2 separate regions of the Mus musculus genome follow, and region 1 is linked to region 2. A link is a contact called in ENCODE Hi-C or POLR2A ChIA-PET data. All regions are on one chromosome and are shown on one strand. Each heading gives the region's core, a stretch centred on a gene start or an enhancer-like site at or near the end of the contact. The rest is flanking DNA. Distances are from core to core; before and after follow the strand shown.

The links. Hi-C counts contacts between places; a loop is a spot of excess contacts on that map. ChIA-PET counts read pairs that join two places held with the same protein, here RNA polymerase II (POLR2A).
Region 1: a loop to region 2 is called in a map of heart, with 4 times the contacts of the local background. The contact joins the enhancer-like site here to the promoter of Serpinb6b in region 2. A Hi-C loop is called at or near these places in 9 of 37 maps with a recorded cell type or tissue (Patski, T-helper 17 cell, gastrocnemius and 3 more). POLR2A ChIA-PET finds 5 or more read pairs at or near these places in 1 of 5 experiments (Patski).

Annotation. Positions count from the first base shown.
Region 1 is chr13:32,919,320-32,924,745 of GRCm38, forward strand. It overlaps a transcript of Serpinb1c not described here and the pseudogene Gm18311. Among named protein-coding and RNA genes, the nearest start is that of Serpinb1c, 24 kb to the left of the region's middle. Within about 2 kb of position 3,317, at least 1 of the 3 ENCODE cell types and tissues checked has a DNase peak (open chromatin) inside an H3K27ac peak, as active enhancers do; it is heart, where a contact is called at or near this core.
Region 2 is chr13:32,963,212-32,968,759 of GRCm38, forward strand. It overlaps Serpinb6b (serine (or cysteine) peptidase inhibitor, clade B, member 6b), which reads left to right and starts at 2,050. Exons shown (of 7, transcript NM_011454.2): 1 at 2,050-2,332; 2 at 5,289-5,463. The coding sequence starts at 5,299.

The DNA of each region.
Region 1 (5,426 bases), core at 2,067-4,566, 43 kb before region 2:
AGTAAAAAAGACAGTTACTACCTCAAAGTAAAAGGCTGGAAAACAATTTTCCATTGTTATGTCTCCCATTTCATTTCTGATTTTTAAATTTTGAATACTTATTCTGTTTGTCAAATATTAACAGTTGAAAATATTAGAATCATGTTCTACATACATCATGGAAATATCGAATAAAATCGACTTTCAACCAAAAGTTTTCAAAAAAGATAAGGAAGGACACTTCATACTTGTCAAAGGAAAATCTACCAAAATGAACTCTCAATTCTGAACATCTATGCTCCAAATGCAAGGGCACCCACATTCATAAAAGAGACTTTACTAAAGCTCAAAGTACAAATTGCATCTCACACAATAAAAGTGGGAGACTTCAACTCTCCATCCTCATCAATGGTCAGATCATGGAAACAAAATCTAAACAGAGACACAGTGAAACTAACAGAATTTATGGACCAAATGGATTTAATTAATATCTATAGAACATTTTATTCTGAAACAAAAGAATATACCTTCTTCTCAGCACCTCATGCTACCTTCTCCAAAATTGACCATATAATTGGTCACAAAGCAGGCCTCAACAGATACAAGAAGATTGAAACAATCTCAAGCATCCTATCAGATCATCATGGACTAAGACTGATCTTCAATAACAACAAAAACAACAGAAAGCCCACATACACATGGAAGCTGAACAACGTCGTATTCAATGATAACTTCATCAAAGAAGAAATAAAGAAAGAAGTTAAAAACTTTTTAGAACAACCCGGAAGTCCTTCAACAGAGGAATGGATACAGAAAATGTGGTACATTTACACAACGGAGTACTACTCAACTATTAAAAGCAATGACTTCATGAAATTCACAAACAAATGGATGGATCTAGAAAATATCATCTTGAGTGAGGTAACACAGTCACAAAAGAACACACATGGTATGTACTCACTGATAAGTGGATATTAGTCCAAGAGCATGGGATATCCACAATACAACTCACAGACTCCATGAAGCTCAAGAGGAAGAAAATCCAAAGAGTGGATGCTTCAGTCCTACTTAGAAGGAGGAACACTATAATCAAGGGAAGTAGAGGGCAGGAGGAATTTGGGAGGAAGAGAGAAAAGGGAGCGAAAAGAGGGGCAGAATCAGGAGATGAGAGGAGATGGAGGAGATGTAGGTTAGGAAACTGAACAGAGGTGTGTAGCAGTGGGGGATGGGGAACTGGGAGTAACAACCAGAGAGTCCCAGATGCCAGGAAAGCAAGAGCCTCCCAGGAGCCCATGGGGATGACATTAGGTGAAATACTCCACAAAGGGAAGGGAGTACCTGTGGAGACCATATTCAGAGGTTAGGCATGGCCCCCGGTTGAGGGATAGGGTCACCCACCCCTCTCCAAAATTTTAATCCAGAATTGCTCCTGTCTAAATACAGAGACAAAGAGTGGAACAGAGACTGAAGGAAAGGCCATCTAGAGATTGCCCCACCTGGGGATTTGTCTTACATGTAGACACCAAACCCAGACACTATTGCTGATGCCACGAAGCCTGATGCAGCTGTCTCCTGAGAGGCTATGCCAGATTCTGACCAATATAGATGCAGATGCTCGCAACCAACCATCAGATTGAGTATGGGGACTCAAATCGAGGAGTTAGGGGAAGGACTTAAGGAGCTGAAGGGATCTTATCTGGCATCAATGGGAGGGGAGACTCTTGGTCCTGTGAAGGCTTGGTGCCCCAGTGTAGAGGAATGCTCTGGTGGTGTGGTGGGTGTGAGTGGGTGGGTGGGGCAGCAATCTCATAGAAGCACTGTAAGAGATGATGGGATGGAGATTTGCAGAGGGGAAATTGGGAAAGGAGATAACATTTGAAATGTAAATAAATAAAATACCTAATTTAAAAATATCTTCTGGAAAACAAACAAAACATTCATGGTTCACTAGGTTAGACTCTGGTAGAATATATCACTATGGGTTTCTCATCTTTGGTAAATAGTTGTTGTTGTTGTCTGTGTGTGTACATGTGTATGTGAGTACATTCACTTATACGCATGCATGAATGTCAGGGGAGAACATTGGGTATCTTCTTATAGTGTGCTGGCTTAAGGCTGCTTGTATTCTAATGCTAGTTTGGGGCCCCCAAGACTGGTGCCCCAGAGATGAGAGTCCACACTCATAATGGAGTTAATTAACTACTGCCAGTTAATTGTGATTGGTGAATAAATATGCTAATAGCTAATAGCTGTGCAGAAGAGACATAGGTGGGGTTCAGGTTTGGTGGCTTGGGATAAGCAAAGAGAGGCCACCATGGGATAGAAGATGTGCAGGAGAGAAGAAAGGGAGCTGCCGTTGGTTAGCTGAGCCATAAAAACATGCCACATGAGCTGACCAATTGCAGCTAAGAGCAGCCCAGATGAAACACAGTAAGTAATAACTGGGTTATGGATAAGAAGGTAGATTCTAACAGCATGGAGGGTAGGCAATTGACCAGTTTTGTGCTGCTTAGGCATATTTAAAAATATAAATGCTGTGTGTCTTTCATCCAGGAACATAAATAGTCTAAGAGGGTCAGAAACCCCATGCAAGGATAATTAATAATTCACTACATTTTCTGTCACTGTCTGACTTATCCCTTGAGAAAGAATTTCTTACTGAATCTATAGCTCAGCATTTTTAGACTAAGTAGTGGGCAAGACCCAACATTTTTTCGGTCTCTGTCCACCCAGGCAGCATTGGGTGGGCAGTTATGAGTGGCCACACCCAAGTCTTTTTACATAGGCGGTGAGTATTTGAACTTGGATATTGATGTTTGTGAAGCAAGCACTCTTATCCACTGAGCCATCTCTCCAACCCCATGACCATTTTTAAAAAATCAGCTGGTTTAATAAAGTGAAAAAAATGCCAACCACTGAGATATATTTTTAAATCTTATATCCATCAATTAAATTGTGCTGTTTCCAATGATAAGATTTAGAAACCATTGCTATGCAGTTTCTTTCATGAGGCATTCTTAATTTCACAGTGAAAGTATTTTCTGTGCAGTATGTCTTGGTACTGGGCTCCAGTGAGCATATGCCTTAGTCCCCCAAGTAACTGGTACTGTAGATGTACACCCCACTCCTAGGTGTTCATCTTTACAGTGTATCTGTCTCTGGGACTAGTAAGAATTTAGGTTTGAAGTTTTTTTCTGGTGTGGATGTATATGTGGTAGTGGAGAATGCTCGTTCATATAGAAGCCAATGGATATCTTCAAGCATTCCTCTATGGGAATTATTTATTGTTGTTGTTATTATCATTATCACTATTATTATTGACAAGGTCTCTCACTAGACTCATTATTTGGCTAGGCTGTTGGCTGCCAAGTCCCAGGGATCTGCTACCTGTCATTATCTCCTCAACACTGGGATTATAAGTATCACTGGCCCACCCTTTTATGTGTGTACTAATAATAGAACTTATGTTGTGCATGTTCTAAAAACAGATTGTTGACTAAGCTATCTGACCAGCCTCTAAATTCCTTTTAGAGACTAAAAATAAGTTCCACTCTCCCATCTCTAATTACAGGTTCTGCTTCCCTCAGATCATTGTTGGCTTGTGCCCTGTACTGGGTGACAGCTCACCCAGACACATACACTTTTACTCCCTAAGCTGTGAAGGGAGACACCCATTTCATTGTAAACCATGGAGGGAGGTGTGCACTTTGTTGTAAGTCACAGTGAAAAGAGAACAAAGAATATCCGCGTTTTATGATCAAGTTGATTTGATTTGTTACTAGCTAGTTAACTGGCACTATTTTATGCCTACTGGATCTATGTGTATGTTGCTTGATAACTGAGTGGAATGAGTCTCTCATTGTCTTGGCAAAGAATTCAGCCCACATCTTGAATATCACAAGAGGCTTTATACTGCATATCGGAGCTCTGATGTCTGAGGATATAACTGCAAGCACTTGATCCAGAATTTTGCAGCCGCCACTGTAGAGATGTCAGATCTCCTTGCATCACTGTTAGTGAGTTTAGTGAACCCTTGCCTCTCAGGAACATCTTCAGCTTTGAACTGAATGGGCTTCTGGTGAGTGCAAATGGGGCGTCAGGTTGATTTTGTAAATGTAATGAGATTCCATCTTCAAGCGTGTGCAGGTGTTCTTTCACAGAAACTATAATTGGAATCCCTTTGTCTGAAGCCATGTCATGTTCCTCAAAGAAAGCAGACAAGGTAGGAACCACGTACACTTTATTTTCATCTTTTTTACCCCGAAAGCTGAAGTTTCAGTTGGAATGGTCAGATCTTTTCAGAAAAATTGAGGCATACTGCATTTGGTACTCACCAAACTGATAAATGTACTTCCTTCAAGATGGCAAAGATGTTAACTGAGTGAGCTATTTTTTTTACAATTCATATTTATCTATGAAAAAATACTTTAATCTGTGCTCTTGCTCTCTGATTCAAAAACACTTTACGTTAATCACAAAGCTCAAAAATACATTTTAAAAATGTTTCCTCACCACACCATCTCACTTCAGTGAGAAATAGCAGAGGTTTGGTGGGCGCATCCAACTGGTTGTGTAGCTGCAAAAAAACAGTCAACGGTGCTCTCCTTTACAAAGCTGATGGAACCTACTATGTTTTACTTATGTCTTGTAACTCTTGTTACAGCATCTTCATTGTTAATACTTGACAATGAATCATATAGTGAATTCCGATGACTTCTTGTGACTCATTCTCTATCAAGCACTGAAATCCCAATTGACATCCTAGTAGCTGGAACACGGTCTGTGCACACATCAGCATCCCTTCCTCAAGAGAAGTTGATCACTGTCATAAATGAATCAATTGTGCTAATAAATTGTTTGCAGTAACTGTTGTTTCAAGAGGTTTGCAAAGATAAATTTTTTAAAGTCTCCGTCATTAAAATACTTCACTTAAACCTATGAACAGTTTGCCACACCTGTAGACTCATCAGGCTGAATGCTGGATATTGAATACTTGAGGTGAAATAGCAATCAAGAATAGCAGACATGTCATCGATTCTTCTTCAGAGAGTGCCGTTAGATTAAAAAAGTTGCCATCAATTCCATGACAAATTCATCTCTGATCATAACTTGATCAATGTCTTTGGCTGCTGGCAACAGTAAATCTCCAGTGTTGGTGTGACATTTCATAGTTCTGTCAATTCTGAGTGACAGAATTCAAAGCTTCTCAGCTTCAGTAAGTTGGAGAAGACAGTACAGTGTGTGTGACTTTGGGTCTCAGACCTAAGGAGACCCAGGTCAAGAGCCTGGTCCTGGTAGGGTTTTGTGGCCTTCCTCAGGAAAGAGCACTTAAGATATTAGACAGCAAACATTAACAAGGGTCTGTGAAATATTTTCCTGTTTTCCTTGAGGCAGAAGAAACTGAAACAGAGCAGACTTCATCTGCAGAAGCTGGAGGAGCGACTCCT
Region 2 (5,548 bases), core at 800-3,299:
GCACATTTTAAATTCATCTAGCAATACTTGAGACTATCCTGAGCTCTATAAGTCTGTCTCAACTCATACACAGACAAAGACACGCCCCCTCACACACACACACATGGTGGTGGTGGTGGGGAGAGACAGAGAAAACAGAGAGGGAGATAGGTCTTAAAACCAAAAAACAAACAAACAAAAAAAAAAACAAAAAAAAAAACAAAAAACAAAAAAAACTAACCAACCAACCAACCAAAACATTCTGGGAAATAGACAAGAAAAGATATTCTCTTCTTAACTTTCTAAGAGATTGTAATATGGAAACCATTACTAACAATCATCAGGATCAACAATGGGGTAGTGTAATGGGAGACAGAGATTGAGGCTCAGTTCTTGGCACAGTATGAACATCATGTAATCTACAGCCAAAGAGCAGGCAGGTGATGGTAGGTTAAAAAAAAATACTAGGAGCAAACACTGCAAGTGACTGGCATTCTCACCCCTGCTGAAGACAAGCCAGGGTGATCAGATGCTGTCTGGGTGACATGGTTGCTGGTGGTCAGATATCAAGACTGATCAGGTATAGAAGAGGAAGAGTTTGGGTTGGCTAGCAGAAGAATTCTTGTAAAAGCCGGATTTTACATGTGTGCATGAGGGCTCGTGACTATCAACAGTGGAGGCAGAAAGTCAGAGTTTGAGGCCTGTATAGGCTATATAGTGAGACTTTATTTCAAAACAAGACAACAAAAATATGGATTTTTCTCAGGACGTACATACATAAGTTTGGCAAAAGACCCAGAAGACTGGCTGGAATTGGACTCTGCAGAGAATCGCCATCAGGTACCGTCCTTATGAGGATGGATTCCACAACTAACCAAACGTTCCGTGTATTTATCCTTTTAAGAATCTGGATTCACTCCAGGGTATTTTTCCATCTCAGGACTCATTTAATTGGAATGCACACACTGATACCCCAGCTGGATGACTCTGTGTGAATTAACATGGACGGGAGCTTAGCTGTATGCTAGTTATGACAACCCTTGAAATGGTTTAAAGTCAAAACATCTATCAAGATACACACAAAGGAATTCAGAGAAGCCAGAAAAGGAGATAAGAGAGAATTCTGTGCAATCTTTTTAGAGAGGTCACCCAAACATTTTAAAGTAACGACTTGTAGATCTGTGGTAGAGAACCGAAATAATGCTCCCTGTTGATGATAAACCGGAAGTTAGTTATACAGAAGAACCCTAATGTGCACAGGTACAGAGGCTATGTGCCCTGTAGTTTGAAAAAGGGTGGGCCAGAAGGATAAGCCAGAGCAATAAAGCTGCACTGGAAAGAATGCAGAGGCTAAATGAAGCATTCCTTTGTGTTTCTGTATGTCAAGAGTCACATCTCACAGCTGGTGTGGTGGCCTGGTCTGTTATGACACCTAGAAAGGCCAGTGTGGTGCTGAACATTCTATAAGGTGCTACAGCTTAGACACAGCCGAGACACACCTAACTCAAATGTCAGAAAGGTCAATGTTGGGGATCCTTGTCCTGGTGTGAGAGTGAAGAAGGCAGAAAAGAATCTGAGGTCTCCAGAGCTGACCAGTCTCTTAAACCTGGCCAGCATTCTCTCCACCGGGTCTTTTTGCTCGATAGGAGAGATGTGAGATGTTAGAGTTTTTCTGCCATTTATATAAAATGTCAGTACCTGAGGGCTGGGACAGTAGTGGAGTCTTGGACACAGTAATTACAAGGGAGGCTTCTGTGGTTTTCTGTGCATACTCGGCAAAAACTTGGACCCTGGTTATAACCCTGAAAGGAACTCCCAACATTTCTGTTTAATGCTGTCTCATTTATTCCCATTGAGAGTTAGCACATTTTAGTCATTGAGGCCATAACACTCATGTAGTGTGGAACACACCCTCCCACAGAGGGAGGAAGACAGGGAGAGAGGAGGAGGGGGAAAGAAGAGAAGAGGAAGAGGGGGGGGGGGGCGGGCGTTGCATGCCCCCTAGTGGACACCCTTCTAATTGCTTCATCCAAGCGGTTTGGTTAAATCCCTTGGTTTTCTGAAGTAGGTAGTCATAGCAAACAAACAGTGCTAGCGAGGATTCCTGATTTAACTAGACCAGTCTGCAGCTAGCTGCTGAACCCGACTGCAGGCAATGGTCAAAGTGCAGCGATCCTGCTTTTCCGTTTCTTTTCCTTTTCACCCGGACAGCCCACAGCCCCTCTGACACCTCCCCTGGGACTTCCTGACTCTGGGACCTCCCCACGCTGCGCCCTGCAGCTATTTGAGGCCAGAGCACAGGCTCTTCCTTCTCTAGATTCTGCTTGCTGACAGCCTGAACCTGGGGTTCCAGGTAAGCTCTGCTACGAGCTGGCTGAAGATGGTGGGGTAGGGTGCTGGGGTTGTGGGACCTGGATGGGAGGAGCTAACTTGGCGCATGGAATGGGCATGACATAAGAATCCTGCAGGGATTGGTACGAAGAGGTATCAAAACCAAGAGGGACCTAGTCTGTCCAGGGCGGCAGGCTTTGCCACCCTTGTGGCCTCTTATTGGCTGAGTGAGCCTGCGTCTTAGAGACGGGGTTGGGCTGTTCTCAGGGGGTTGCCCATACCCTTAGTGCCTTTAAGCTTGGATCAATACCCCAGGATTTGTCCAGTTTTGTCCTTTGTTTGTTTTTGTTGTTCTCTTGTTTGTTATTGTTTTATCACACTCGTGGCAATGGTGGTGGAATCCTGCAAGATTTGATGTCTGTGGGACATAGGCGAAGTTTTGATAAAGTTTGTGTGTCAGATGAAAGCTCAGGTTTTCCTCCCTTCCTTTGTTTTGTTGGTGGACCCTGAGCCTGTTCTTCTGCTTGCTCAGCCCCAGAGCCCCAGGCTTACTGTTCCTCCTTCTTACCTTGAATCCATTTTGAGAATCGGAAGTATGGAAATCTAGCATTCATGTGCTGTCAGGAAGCTAGATGAGGTTTGGCTCTTTTACACCGTTTTTAGGGTATGTGGGAAACAGCTGCTTGTGAGAGCATTGTACCTGAGGCTGCCCACTTCCTCGTGTGGTTTGTGTGTGGAGGGTCCGACTATCAAATAACATTTGTGTTAAGGTCCTGTGAGCCGTGCTGGGGCCCAGTAATGTGAATGTGGTTACAGGAAATGACTGCTGTTTGTGTTTGAGAACTACCCTGAGTATCTGTACCCACTATGGCTTCTGTTGTCACACAGAGAGGGTGTATGGTTCACACTTTGTTCCCTAAAGCATGTTCGCTTGGATCCCTGTGTCTTCTTCCATGGATTTCACACTTAGTCAACCAGACTCAGCAGATATAAACCAACAGCAGATAAAAACTACTTTGGAGAAGCTAGGTGTTCTGTAGGTAAGCCAGCATCCAAGAGACAGAGTCAGGAAGATAAGAGTGGGAGGTCAACCTGGATGACACAACGATGAGACTCCAATTCAAACGTGGCTAAACTGTTTTTCCTTTTCTGCTCTAAATAGTATGGTATAAAGGGTGGTTTATTTGGCATTTACATTGTATAGTGTAATGTAGGTTATTTATAGATGATTTGAAAAATACAGGGAGATGTAGATTGGTTATATCAAATATTATAGTATTTTATTTTTTAATTTAACTGTTTTGCATATCATGTGTGTTTCCTTGAGTGGGTATGTGTATGTACATATGTGTGTATATACGTGTGTGGTGCCTGGCATCTTTTTTTATTATGCTTTCTCCACCTTATATTTTCAGGCAGGGTCTCTCAGTGAACCCAGAGCTGGCCATTTTGGCCACCCTGGCTAGTTAGCTTGGCGTGAGAAAGTTGCTGGAGGAAGTTTCTGTGTTAGTATGGGAAGAGGAGCTCAGAAGGGGGCCACAGGTGCTGCCTTAGAGAAACAAGTCCCTCAGAGTCAGGGGTGAGTTCAGGACAAGAGAAGGAGTATAGATCTAGGGTCAAATGTCAATCAGACTTCTCAATGGCAAAGGCGATGGCTGAAAGCAGTTAAGCAAAGATTCAGATGTAAAAATCACACCCAGACTACTATAGACCCTGGTAACCTCTCAGTGGAATGTAAGGATAATGATCATATCAGAAAAACAATAAATCAAAATAACTGATTGGACAGCTTGAGCCACCAGAATGAGGGCATGAGCAGGAAGCAGGAAGCTCCTTGGTCCCAGAACAGATAATATTGGCAAAGGGACAGAGCTGTGCAGCACTTACAGAGGAAGCATCCAAAATGGAGTCCTGTGAACAATGTAGTCCATGAACACACTTGCACAATGAAACCTAAGAGCAATGAGCTGAGCCCAGGTGAATGACTGACTGACTGCAAGTGCAAGTATGTCTCAGAAGAGTCAAGTGCAAAGGAACTTTTAGGTGACCTTTACTGCATGGTTCACTTGGGCTGTGACAGGGAGTGTGTCTTTCAGCTTGCTGCTGGTGTGCCTAATAACCGCAGCTGGGTTTTCAGTTCCTAGACTCAGCTGTACTCACAATGGCTCTATTAACAGAAATCGGGAGAAGAGCAATATTATATCCTTGGACTAGTTATGTTGAACAGAGGATGTAAGGTGCTTTTATTGCCACAAAGCCAGGATGTTTGACTCTAACAGCTCAGAGCAAAGTATATAGTTTAAGGAGGTCCCTACTACCCAAGAAGAATAGTCCTGAGCATAAAGAACAAAAATGCCAGTTATCTGAAGTAGTCAATTTGCTCAAGAGTTTGGGACCTGGACCTACATCTTCAGCATCCTCGACAGTCGGAGCACAGCTAACAGCCAGTTTGTACTCTGAGTCTCTTCACATGCCCTAGAGCTGGGTTCTTGTCCCTTGCTGGTAGATACTTTCTTTCCTCATTTCTTTCTCTACTTCATACACTGCTCAGCGGACTCATTGGAGCATTTCAGAATGGAAGGCTGTTTGGTGGGGAGATAGGATTTTGGCTACTATTTGTGAGTGATGTCAGAGCAGACAGGCCCTGCTCTTATAGTCTCATGCTTCCAGTCTCTGAAGATGCATTTGCTGATTTCTGGAGAGTTTGTTCCTGCCCTGTGTCCTCTCTCCTGACTCCTTGTGGCTCTTCAAGTAATTAAAGATACCTTGCACATTAAAAAGACATAGCCTGACCCTGAATTAGCCTGTCTGTTCCCAACAGGGCTTATCGTTTAATGAGTGTGACTTTTACCTTCCATGCTGTGCGTGTCCCTTTGTGTACTGAGCCACAGCATCCCAGTGTCAGTGGCAGCAAAGATGCAGGTTGCATATTAATTACCCCATAATAATGTGAGGTTGATTTTAATCCCTCATTCCAGGCTTACCATCATGGATCCACTGCTGGAAGCAAATGCCACTTTTGCCTTAAACCTTTTGAAAACACTGGGTGAAGACAGCTCCAGAAATGTACTTTTCTCACCTATAAGCGTCTCCTCAGCCCTGGCCATGGTCTTCATGGGGGCAAAAGGAACTACTGCAAGCCAGATGGCTCAGGTAACCAGTTCCATTTCACAGAATCTAAGTATCATTGATGTCAGTCGAGCTGGTTCAGATCTCAATGTGGCTGCTCTTGATAATC